Regions from separate parts of the Homo sapiens genome. Here region 2 is linked to region 1. A link is an interaction called in ENCODE POLR2A ChIA-PET data of the cell type or tissue named here. Cell type or tissue: PC-9. All regions are shown on one strand. Each heading gives the region's core, and the rest is flanking DNA. Links, peaks and the distances in the headings are about the cores only.

Region 1 (6,176 bases), core at 991-4,990:
GAGGAAAAGTGTGGAGAGAATACTATGGAAAACAATCCTTTTGGAAAGCTCAACACATGAAAAACACACCGTACTTGCCAACCACAGTCAGAAGTGAAGGAAGTGACACCCTCACATCAACCGTTTTTCTTGTGTTTCTGAATTAACTGTAATAACTGTAACAATAAAGAGTGAACACTCCATTTCATAAAAACTGAACTTTCATGTTTTCATTAAATGAGGGTTCTAATAAAAGACTTAAGATGTAAGTGAGAAATCCTTACTAACTGCATGTTAGAAACACAAAACATCTGGCTAAGTTTACCAGGTGTTATCAGATAGTAAAATATCAGGAATAAAAGAAATAATATGTGAAAATATTTCATGTTACCTAGAAATGACCAAAGAATGGAGTGGACATGAAGACAAGAATGTTTCTGATATTCTTTATCAAAAGTAGGGCACATGATGAAAATTTAAAGATTCTGGGCATAGCAACACCATTATTAACAGGTAAATAACTACCACGTATTGAGAACTTACTAGGTACTATGTAATGGAATACATTACTCTTATAATGTTTCAAAGAATCCTATGAGGTCACTATCATAATTATCTTCATTTGACAAATCTGAAAACTGAAGGCTCAGAGCAGTAAGGTGGCCACCAGATCCATATGCACTAGTAAATCAGTGGTGGATTAGCTATGTCTCATTCTGCAAGTCACCTGCTTTTCCTAACAGTCAGCTACCTACCACTAACAGAGACCAGAAACCTGAGACCCATAGCTCCTTAGCTATCTTTGCCAGGGCTAAGCCTCAGCGAGACTTAATAAGCATACGAATATAACTGGGTAATCAGAACAAAAGGAAAAATGAATTATTACCTATCTCATCTGTTATCAGAGGCAGTGACAATGGCAGAAAGCTTCAAAACAAAATCACACAGCAGTCAGCTCCGGTTGGGCAGGTGTTGCTGGAGAGAAATGAATTACACGGCAAGGCCCGTGTGATGGAAGGGTGCACAACACTCTGCCTCCTCACTTCGCTGCAGATCTTCCTCCTCGCTTTCTATTCTCTGTGCTGGCCCACCTCAATCTTATCTTGCAGTTTTTAGGGCTAGTGCTACAAGAAAAGGCCTGAGACGTGAAAGATGTGGAACTGACCACAAAGCACAGAACCTGTGCAGAGGGGCCTGAGCCGATGTGTCATGTGTCCCACCCTGCACCTTCTGGGGTCTCCTGCTGGAGATCAGCCCGGGTGGAGCAGCCCACTTTTTTTTTTCTTTGTAACCTTTAACAGAAAACGAGCAGCAAAATGAGCAAATTAAAACAAGCAGGATATTTGACTATAACTAAAGCTATAAAGGTGAACTAGATAGCTTTACTCTTCATCGGGAAAATCATCAAACACTCTGTAAAAGGACAGCATTAGAAGATTTTGTTATTTAACGAACTAGTCAACAACTGTTTCATATTAAGAAAGTGGAATGAGCCATTCTTCTTAGCATAGCAAAGAAACTCTAACTTACTGGAAACAAATTATATTATAAAACATATCCAACATCCAGTCAGTTTTTCAAAACTCTAAGACATATCTCAAGAAAAACAAAACAAAACCAAACGATCTTTCCCTCCCATCCCAAACAAAAGTAAAATCAAGGCATACCATAAAACAACTAAAATCTCTATCTAAACCAGCAAGAAAAACTACCCACAACATATAAAATGAATGTATTCACCAACAACTATTGCTTCTTTAGGTTCAGTTGGGTAATTTATAAAAATCATCCAATATTTGTAAAAGGTTCACTGTATAGTATTAATAGAATATCAGTTAAAATAACATTGGCCAAAGCTGTCATAATAAAATGTTGGGGGATAACTTCACAAAATTGGCCACCTGTAGACTTCCTAGTTACTGAATTTGCACATAAACTTAATGTAGTCAGTTATATTAAACTGAATATAAACTTAAGCTGCAAGTTTAATAAACATGTTTTAACAAATTTTTTAGTTTTCATATTTCAAAACATTTTAAGGCACAGCTAGAGGTAAGATACATTTGAAATTCATATAAATGTTGACACTTTTTCCTTCCCATCCACATCTCCCAACTAGCTTCCTACAGGCACTGTTAAGTATGTTGGTAAGGAAGGTCAGTGACTTCCTTTCACTCCGCTTACCAGTGTCCTGAGGGTTCTAAACCCACAATGGCAGGTTCCAGAGGGGGCAATCCCTGTCCTGTATCCTGTTCCAGGAGAATGTGTGAAGGGAAGTTCTAGACATGACGAGTATTAATTACTGCTCTCCTAGCAAGAACCATCAAAGTATTGTCACTGTACAAAATATGGTTTATGGCAACAATGGATTTACCAAGGTGCACCTCTGAAAAATTATTTGAGATGCAGAGGTTAAAGGTTAAAAGTAAGCCATACTGTCAGTATTTTAAATGAAAAATTCTTTAAACACTGAAAACAAAATATGCATTGATTACAAATTTAAAATGTATATTGCAGATTTCTCTATTTAGCTAGCTCACAACTAATTCCTAGACACCCTCTTTGAACTCAATCAGAGCAACAACAATTAGTTGAATAACCAGAGAGGGAAGGGATGAGAGGTGGGGAGGAAAAAAGCAACGAGAGAGGAAGTGACACAGTTGCATGGCACAAGCATGAAGAGCAGGGCTGGGAGCACACACAAGAGATTTCAAGTGTGGGCCCAGCAGGTGGGAACTGGAACCACGGCCCACCCCAGGAGCCCCGTGGGGAAGCATGGCCTACCCCAGGCACAGAGTTGGCAAATGGGCAGAACTGTGAAAAGTATGAGACTATTACACCCTCTTCCCATGAGAAGACAAAGGGGTGCAATGGCAGCCAATGAAAAGTTTTAAAATCAGAACGCTTTTTGAGAAACAAGGCCCCACTTCTCAGCAGGGAGTCCCACAGAAGACAGCCATTTTGGTTTTTATCTGATAAGAGGAAAGCTGGAGAAAGAAGAAAAATATCAAAATCACCTAATCACTAATCACCCCCAACAATTAAGCAAGGGTTGAGTAAAAAGTAAAGCAAAAGTGAAAATAAATGAAACAAGATCAGTGGGACCAAGATGACTGAGTAGGAAGTGCCTGAGTGAGAAGTCTATGAAGCATCAATGACTGGAGCTGACATCTGCTGATAGAAGCAAACGGGTGCCAAGTGACTTATGGGCATTATCTCATTCAATCCTTCCACCTACCCCAGGATGTAGGGACTATCATCTTCCTCCACACAGATGAGAAAACGGAGGCCTAAGGTAGGGCCTGGAGCCAGGATGCAAGCCTGGGGAGCCTGCTCTGGCCCTCTCCTCCCCTGTGTTCTAGAGGGAGTGCACCTTTGACCCCTGCGCTGTCCCTAAAAACACTCATGGACTGTGCCCATCCTTCTTGTCTAAAGCTGGCAAGATGTGACGGGGATGGGGACAGGAGCAGGGCCCATAAACACCAGAGACCTACTGTCCTAAAATGCCAGACCCCTGTCCTGAGCTGGGAAACCATATTAAGCAAAGGGTGTGTCTCACAGGAAACAGATATGAGCAGATTCGGTGGAGGCAGCCTGGGAAAAGATATTTACAAAGCTGAATCATGGCCTCCCGCCCTGCTGGGTGATTCCTGCCTCCTCTCCTCCCATTCTCTCAGACAAAGAGGAAAAGCAAAAGAAACACCACAACAATTCTGAGCCCTCAACCAGAATCAACCCAAAGCTCACTCGCTGTGTAAAAGAAGAAGAATACTGACAGAGGTTCATGCTAAAAAAACAAACAAACAAAAAACCACGTGGAAGATTAACAAAAGACATGGCATAGTTACTGGACAAGACAGGCCAGCCTCCCCACTCCTCAAAGCAAACCAAACCAAACAAGCCCCCTACTGAGGACAGCAAAGGCACACACATGGCATCCTAAAGACACCGTCTTTTATTTAAGAAAGCCTAACTAATAACTGAAGAAAAGTTCCCAGAAGTGCTTACTATGAAATAATTTAGAGATGACATAAAATCAATATATGAGACTCAAAGAGGCGATGGCAAATGAACACGCTGAAATGAAAAACAAGATTGCAGAGCAACTGAAACACTGAGGACCAAAATAACATAAATACAGAACTAATAAATGAATTAGAAATAGCATGCTAGAAGGAATAAGGCTAAAGTCAGAAATCACGCCAAAGGCAAAACACTTGTTTAAAGGTGGTATATGCACACAATGAAGTTAGAAGCTAAGCAAATAAACGTTAAGAGAATAGGCATAAAGGATAAATGACTATTTAACAAGGAAAACTGCTGTTTCTAAAGCACAAAATCCAAGAGTTAGGAATAGAAGACAAGTCTATGGCTGAAAAGCCACATGATGAGGATGGCAAAACAGCAGGCTGGAAAGTCTGGTAGTCCCCATCATGCCTAAGCAGCGGAGCCATGCCAGCAGCGGAGCCATGCCAGCAATGCCTTCCCAGACTTCTTATAAAAAGATACCCAAGGCCTTGTTAAGCCACAGTCAGCTGAGTCTTCTGTTACCTGCCTCCTTTCCCCGACAATCCTTCAGCCTACTCACACTCAATTCCCTTCCATACAGCCTCCTCCCACTGCTGCAACAGCTCAGCCACATTCTTTGCAGTGAAGCCTTCTTTCCTCTCTCACTGCACATGGCTGGCAAACTCTCCTCCGTACACTGCATCACCCTTTTAACCTTTTCTGAGTCTACATCCGGACAGAGAAACACTGCTGCAGAGACCCATCAACTTCAACCGATAGTGCTACTCTGCAAGAGGGTAAGGGGGGCAGCTAACTCTCACTCCCCATAAAGGTGGTTGCCACAGCACCATTCCCCTTCCCTGCCTCGCCCCTCAGTCAGTCACACTCTTATGCAGATCATCTCTCCTGTCTCTCCCACTCCCACTGGTCCATTTTTCTCACTCTCACAGCTGCACGCCTACAGTACCTCAATTCCCAGCCTCTCCATCTCCTTGGATCACATCTTGTCCTGCCCCCTCCCTCCTCCCTGACACATGGGGCTCTGGCACAAGGAATCTATTCTCCAATTTAAAACAAATCCCATTGTGTCCTCCAGGGCCAAAATCCTTCAGCCACCAAACTGTTAGTATTCTCTCTGAATTAGTGACCAATAATGCTAGCATTGGTGAAAGTTCCCAGTGTTCTACATCCTTGCCAACATTTACTAGTCTTTAATTTTAGTCATTCTATAGGTGTTCAGTATTGTCTCATCGTGGTTTTAATTTGTATTTCCCTAAAGACTACTGATGTAGAGCATCTTTTTATGTGCATATTTGCCATACTTACATTTTCTTTAGTGAAGTGTCTGCTTAAATATCTTGACCATGTTTTAACTAAGTTGCTTTGTTTTCTTACTATTGAGTTTAGAGAATTCTCTACAAATTTTGGATACAAGTCCTTTATCAAAAATATGATTTACACATATCTTCTTCTATTCTGGAGCTCGTACTTCCATTCTCTTAACAGTGTCCTGACAAAAGACATTCTTAACTTCAGTAAGTCCAGTATTTCTATTTTTTTCTCATGTGGATCATGTTCTTGGTGTCTCATCTAAGAAACCTTAGATTTCTAACCCAAAATGAGAAAGATATTTTTCCCTGAACTTTGTTCTAAGCACTTCTGTTTTTAGGTTTTACATTTTAAGTCTGTGATCCATTTTTATCAATTTTTACATATTGTGAGAACTATGGATTGAAGTTCATTCTTTTGCATACGGACAACCAATAGTTGAAAAGCCTGTTCTTTCCTTGATTAACTGCCTTTGCATGAGGCTTTATTTTTCAATGTTCAACTCTGTATTATGTGTTATTTTTGTCTCTAAGGAGTCTACCAAAAACATCTCAAGATAAAGGACATAACTTTTTCCTAAAAATGCCTACAACTATTAGAAATATAAGGAAGAAAAATATGGGCATAAGTTCCTAACAATATTGGATTTTAGACAAAGAAAGCACAACCTAAAAGGAGTGATACAAAGGAAGCCTGTGGGAAGCGGGAGTGCCCCCAGGGGTAGTGGGAATATGGTCTAGATTACATATATGAGCTCTGGGGTGGGACACGGAAATTTAAATAACTAGTACGTAAATCTTAAGCTTATAATACCAGTTTTTGTCCTCACTGTTTCATATCAAAATGCACTTATATATGTA
Region 2 (5,407 bases), core at 76-4,075, 930 kb after region 1:
CCCCAAGCTCTTCACCCATGAGAACCTGCACAAGCAGTACAGCTCCAGCGGTTCCCTGGGCAAGAAGCAGCTGGACCTGTCCTGCATCAAGCTCATTCGCCAGTATGTGTGTCTGCTCTACCTCCATGCCAAAAACGACCGCTTCTGGACCCTGGAGTTCATGGGCAACCTGCGCCGGGACACGAGCAGAGGCGCTCCTACCAGCAGCAGTGCAAGGTCCACGTGCTGGCCCCCAGTGCAGAGACATGAGGAGCTATGCAATCAACCCTGAGAGGTTTGAGGAGGAGTTTGAGGGTCCCCCGCTGCCCCCAAGAGGAGCAGGAAGGACTTTTGCAAGATCCCCTTGGACAAGGTGGTGGTCCCTCGCCCAGCTTCCCGGTGCCCTCTCCCTACCTGCTGTCCGACAAGGAGGTGCGCGAGATCATGCAGCAGAGCCTCTCCGTGGGCAACTTGGCTGCAGGGCTCCTCCACTGCCAAGAACCTCCCGCTGCAGTACAATCATTCCCGGGCTTGCAACAAGAAGCAGCTGGACCCTACGCAGCTGTGGCTCATCTGCAGACTTTTTAGTACACTTTTAGTGTGCTCACTTTTAGTACCTTTTAGTTCCCTTTTTTTGGTTGAAAGTGAGACATGATACACTGGGCAAAAGGAACAGAGGTAAAGAGGTCTTTTGTGTAAGGCTCTTGTGTTTATCTGGCTGGTAGTTAGACTGTCTTCACTGTTTGGTGTTGCTGTAGGTGTCAGAGGCAAAATGTACTCAGGTGTCCTTGTTAGTATCTCCCCGCTTGTCTTTGAGTTTCCCTAGAGACTCCTTCTTAAATAAGTGCTGAGACAGTCAATTCCTTCCATTATAATTCCCTTATTATACAAAAGTCCTACTGATGTGGTGAGGAGGCACTTATGTGGGAGAGGAAATGTTCGATAATCCTGTAATTAGGTTCCAGGCACAGTGCACAGTGAGCCTATGCTCCTAGGCTGTGACCTGCACATGTGCTTCTCAGTAGCCCGTGTCCCTGGTGGGACAGGAAGGCACAGGGAACTGGAGTTTGACACTTCTCTTTCCGCAACTCAGTTAGACTCTGATAAAACCCCAATACATTAGGCTCTGGTAAAAATATTTTCTGTTAAGGATAGGTTTTTGCAAAGTAGAACTAATGTTCTGCTTTTATTTCAAAATGGTTACTTTTCCCATCGTCCTGCCAAAATCAGGAGGGGGTTTTTCTCTGATCTACACCCTGAGAATCTGGTAAGGCTACTGAAGGTAAAACTCCTGAAAGTTGGGGCTCTCCTAAGACTGGACATGGAGTTTTTAACTGTCAAGCTCATCCACATTGAACCCTCAGCACTTTGTCAATTACAGTTTAGGTTTTTCTACCCTGGGATTGGCTCCAATAGCCAGCTTTTACATCTGAGCTTCCCTTCAGATTAACCGTGATTCTCTGTATCTGCCTGTCTCCAGTTTTGAGGGTAGTAATCTGCCCTGTGACCTCAATTCTCTGACAGATCTAAGAAGAGTTGTTGACTTTCAGTTTGTTCAGCTTTTTTTTTTCTTGTTTTGAGAATGGGAGTGATGACTTCCAAGCTTCTTATACTCCAGACTGGAAACTGGAAGTCTTTAATTGATCTTGGTTCATTTCATTTCACTCCCATAGCTTGTCTGGGGATGACTTTGGCAACAAAAGCAGCAGCCCATGCCCGTGCACCATCTGGGAGAACAGGGGGGCCCTGATGATGACTCTAGGGCCCTCCATGCCCTACTCGTCTCTCTCTTCAGGAGTGGATATCTGAGGCTCACTTTGGGGACAGGTCAGAGTAAGCCTCCCTCAGGTGTCTGAGGCTTGGATAAAAGGCATCTTGGGTGCAGTCTGTGGGTGTGGAAAGAACAGTGATTGAGCTCTCTCAAGAGAGATCTCAGTTTGAATTTCTGTTCCACTACATACTACCTATGATATCTTTAAAAAGCCACTCAACCCTGGCCGGGTGTGGTGGCTCACGCCTGTATTCCCAGCACTTTGGGAGGCTGAGGCGGGTGGATCACGAGGTCAGGAGAGTGAGACCATCCTGGCTAACATGGTGAAACCCCGTCTCTACTAAAAATTTAAAAAATTAGCTGGGCATGGTGGCGGGTGCCTGTAGTCCCAGCTACTCGGGAGAATGAGGCGGGAGAATGAGGCAGTAGAACGGTGTGAATCCGGGAGGTGGAGTTTGCGATGAGCGGAGATTGCGCCACTGCACTCCAGCCTGGGCGACAGAGCGAGACTCCATCTAAAAAAAAAAAAAACCTACTCAACCCTAATAGGCTGCAGTTTATCTTTAAAAATAAACTAAACCAGGATAAGGATACTGAGCACTTACATTGGTTTCAAGAAACAGGGAAACTAACTGTGCAGGAACTGAGATTTGTTTGATCTGTCGCGTGGACTAGGTATGTATCCCCACCCTTTGGTTTAGAGGCCTGAGAGCATCCAGGAGGACAGGAAATCACCTAACCCCTGGCATAAGGTGTATAACAGGCAGGCCCTCAGGACACAGCCAGCCTGTGGCTGCCACAAAGGAGAATAGTGGCTCTGGGGACAGTGGAGTGGCTAATACTCTAAACAGAACTGCCCAAGCTCCCCTGACCTTCTGGAGAACATGCGTGGAGCACATGCTGTCTTGGTAACTCACTGACCTCTCAGAGTCCTGAGCAGCCCTGCTCTGAGACCCCATAACTGAGCTTACCACCAGGGGAGGGAACACTTTCTGTGGAGACCGCTGAGCTCTAAGGCTGGACACTAGTAGTGGACATATTACTAGGCATGGCAGTACCTCAGTGGTGGAGCTCTGGTCAGAGGCAGGGACTGCTGGAAATACCCCTACAGGAGTGGATACTGGGAAGACACTTTCTTCAGGCCTCACAATATTATTTTGGGGTGAGAATTCCTGCATGAGTAGTAGAGGGTTTAAGCCAGTGAGGTCCTAGTGTTGACATGCATGTGAGTCTATCTGTGCCCCTTGCCTGTGAGGGTACAGGAAATGTGGCCAATACCAAGACTGGGGACAATGTGCACTGAAACTTTTGGATGGCGCCTTGTCCATACAGACATGTGCTAAATGGGAGCTCTCCCGTTTTCCCGTGGTCTCTGAAGGCTGGGGGTAGGCTGTGCTGAGAGGCCTCTAGGAGTCCTGCTGGCTGCACAGGGCTGTGTCCAGCAGGCTTGCAGGAAGGATGGCCCAGAACACTATTTTGAGGCTTATTGCTGGGGCACTAAATCCTGCATCAGCTAAGTAGATAAGGTAATACCAGGCTCTACCAGCTGGAGGAGTACAGACTTCTTGGGGCAGGGTTGGCCAAGGGCCTTAGACAGGAGGGAGCATGTTTATGCAGGATTGGGGGCTTTGGAGATGGGCAGTGGGTCAAGTGCCTGCAGACTTGGGGAAAGCAGGGCCTACGGGGACAGGTGAGGAGGGGCAGGAATTGTCCCTAGGCGCAGAGCTCTGAGCATGGCTGACCTAAACCTCGGCTTTTGGCTTGGCATCAGGACCCTCCTCCATCTGCTTCTGTCAGTCTTTCCCAGACCCTCATGTTTTGAAAGCACTCTAGCTGCAGGCTGGAACCCTCTTCTCATGGCTGGGATCCTGTTCCCCAGTCCTGCTCAATTACTTTGTGCACCAGCCACTTCCCTTTTTCCGTCTCCACTGGGAGTCGAACCTCCCTCCTCCACGCCCCAGGAGCGCTGTTCCTGTACTTCAGAGAAGCCCTTGCTCCCTGACACTGTGGACACCAGGTGTAGTTTCAGCTCCTCTGAAGGCCTGGGTGCTTCCTGTGGCAGGAGCAACGTTGAGTGCAGACTGACCCCACTCCCTCCCAGCTGGCGGCCTCAGCTCCCTCAGCACCCCTAGTGTCCCCCCTACCCCTGCTTTCCTCCTAGGAGCCCACAGTTGAGATTCTTTGTGTGAGGTCCCAGGTTCCTGCCCTGGGAGTCAGACAATGAATCCTATGGAAAGGGCAAGCACTAAGGAGCAGGAGGGGCCTTGGAGGGCCGTGCGGGGTGGAGGAGGAGCAGATGACTCTTTTGTTGGGTTTGGTTTTGTGTTGCCAAGCTTGGTTTGGGGAATGGCAGTTGATAGGCAGAAAAGCCAGGATTAGGAACCATTTAGAGGGACAGTGGGCTAGGGAGAGGGAGGGTCAAGCATGGACACCTAGGCCGAGCAGAGAGAAGGGGTCGAGGGGCTCTGCGGTCATCACAGGGTCTGCCATGGGGCCCTGAGGGTAAGTGGCAGCAGGAGCCAGGTCTGTGGCAGCACAAGGGCTGCGCAGGGCCCAGGCAGGCCAGCAGCCCTCAGAGGCTTGGGTGGAGAGCAGGTGTGAGGAGCCAGCGCGGGGTCAGAAAGAGGAGTGAGCCTCATGATTTTGTCAATCCAGTTGATGAAGTAGGTGACCCTGGTGAAGATGCTGGGGTAGGCAGGATGCCGGCAGTCCAGGCCCCAGCTGGCCAGCCCCACCAGGACCCAGGCACTGGGGAGGTAGCAGACTAGAGGCCCCCCAGAATCGCCCTGAGAACAAAGAAAGAGGAGTTAGCTTTGGGGGATGAGTGTGTCTGAGACACCAGGTGGCAAGGTCGGACGTTCTGCGCCTCTGCTCTCTGAGTCAGGGTCCCGCTGCAGACCCACCAGATGGAAATCTCCAGGCATCAAGCTCCTGAGCTGACCCTCAGAGTGGACAATCATAGATCTGAATCTACCAACACGTGAACCCACCCTCTGCCCTCTACACCCAGGACAACACACTGCTTGAAGCCTAGAGGGGACAGCTGTATGTACAGGGCCTGAGAGGCGCTGGGCCTGCTAGCAAAGCACAGCCAGCTGAAACCTCTGTGCAGAGCGCAGCTCTTGTGAACCCTAAGCTGCAGCAGAACATCCCCTCTGGGCGCCCCGTCCTTTTTTGTTCATTTAGGCCTTTGGTTTTCTCTCAACTTTTTGGTAAAGTATCTTTAGAAAGTGCCCATGCCCAGGCCCTGTGGAGACAGCCCACATCACTAGGGAAGCAGGCAGGGGTCTCCAGAAAGTTGCTTGGAGTTACTGGAGTCCTGAAATGCTGTCAGGGTGGGATCATGCAGTTGAAAGCCCCCTATATCATGGGCCAAAAAGTGAGACCCAAAGAAAGGGTCTCAGCTGGGCACGGTAACTCACACCTGTAATCACAGCACTTTGGGAGGCTGAGGCAGGCGGATCACGAGGTCAAGAGATTGAGACCATCCTGGCCAACATGGTGAAGCCCTGTCTCTACTAAAAATACAAAAATTAGCTGGGCATGGTGGCGTGTACCTGTACTCCCAGCTACTCGGGAGGCCGAGGCAGGAGAATCGCTTGAACCCAGGAGGCGGAGGTTCCAGTGAGCCAAGATCATGCCACTACACTCCAGCCT

The links. ChIA-PET counts read pairs that join two places held together with the same protein. Peaks named below come from ENCODE experiments on the same cell type or tissue, not always from the same donor. Only the 100,000 strongest peaks of a DNase experiment are listed, where the experiment ranks them.
Region 2: POLR2A ChIA-PET joins it to region 1 with 5 read pairs; 2 of 35 experiments call an interaction of 5 or more read pairs at or near these places.

What each region holds. Positions count from the first base shown.
Region 1 is chr9:91,242,494-91,248,669 of GRCh38, forward strand. The region is part of intron 6 of AUH (AU RNA binding methylglutaconyl-CoA hydratase); the gene reads right to left. Among named protein-coding and RNA genes, the nearest start is that of LINC02937, 82 kb to the left of the region's middle. In PC-9, for the core only: no CTCF peak of the experiment used is centred there; no DNase peak of the experiment used is centred there; H3K27ac peaks cover 890 bases.
Region 2 is chr9:92,172,939-92,178,345 of GRCh38, forward strand. It overlaps the pseudogene BEND3P2 and the pseudogene PRSS47P. Among named protein-coding and RNA genes, the nearest start is that of LINC00475, 34 kb to the left of the region's middle. RefSeq lists a silencer at 543-642. In PC-9, for the core only: CTCF peaks have their summits at 3,312 and 3,516; no DNase peak of the experiment used is centred there; H3K27me3 peaks cover 1,578 bases.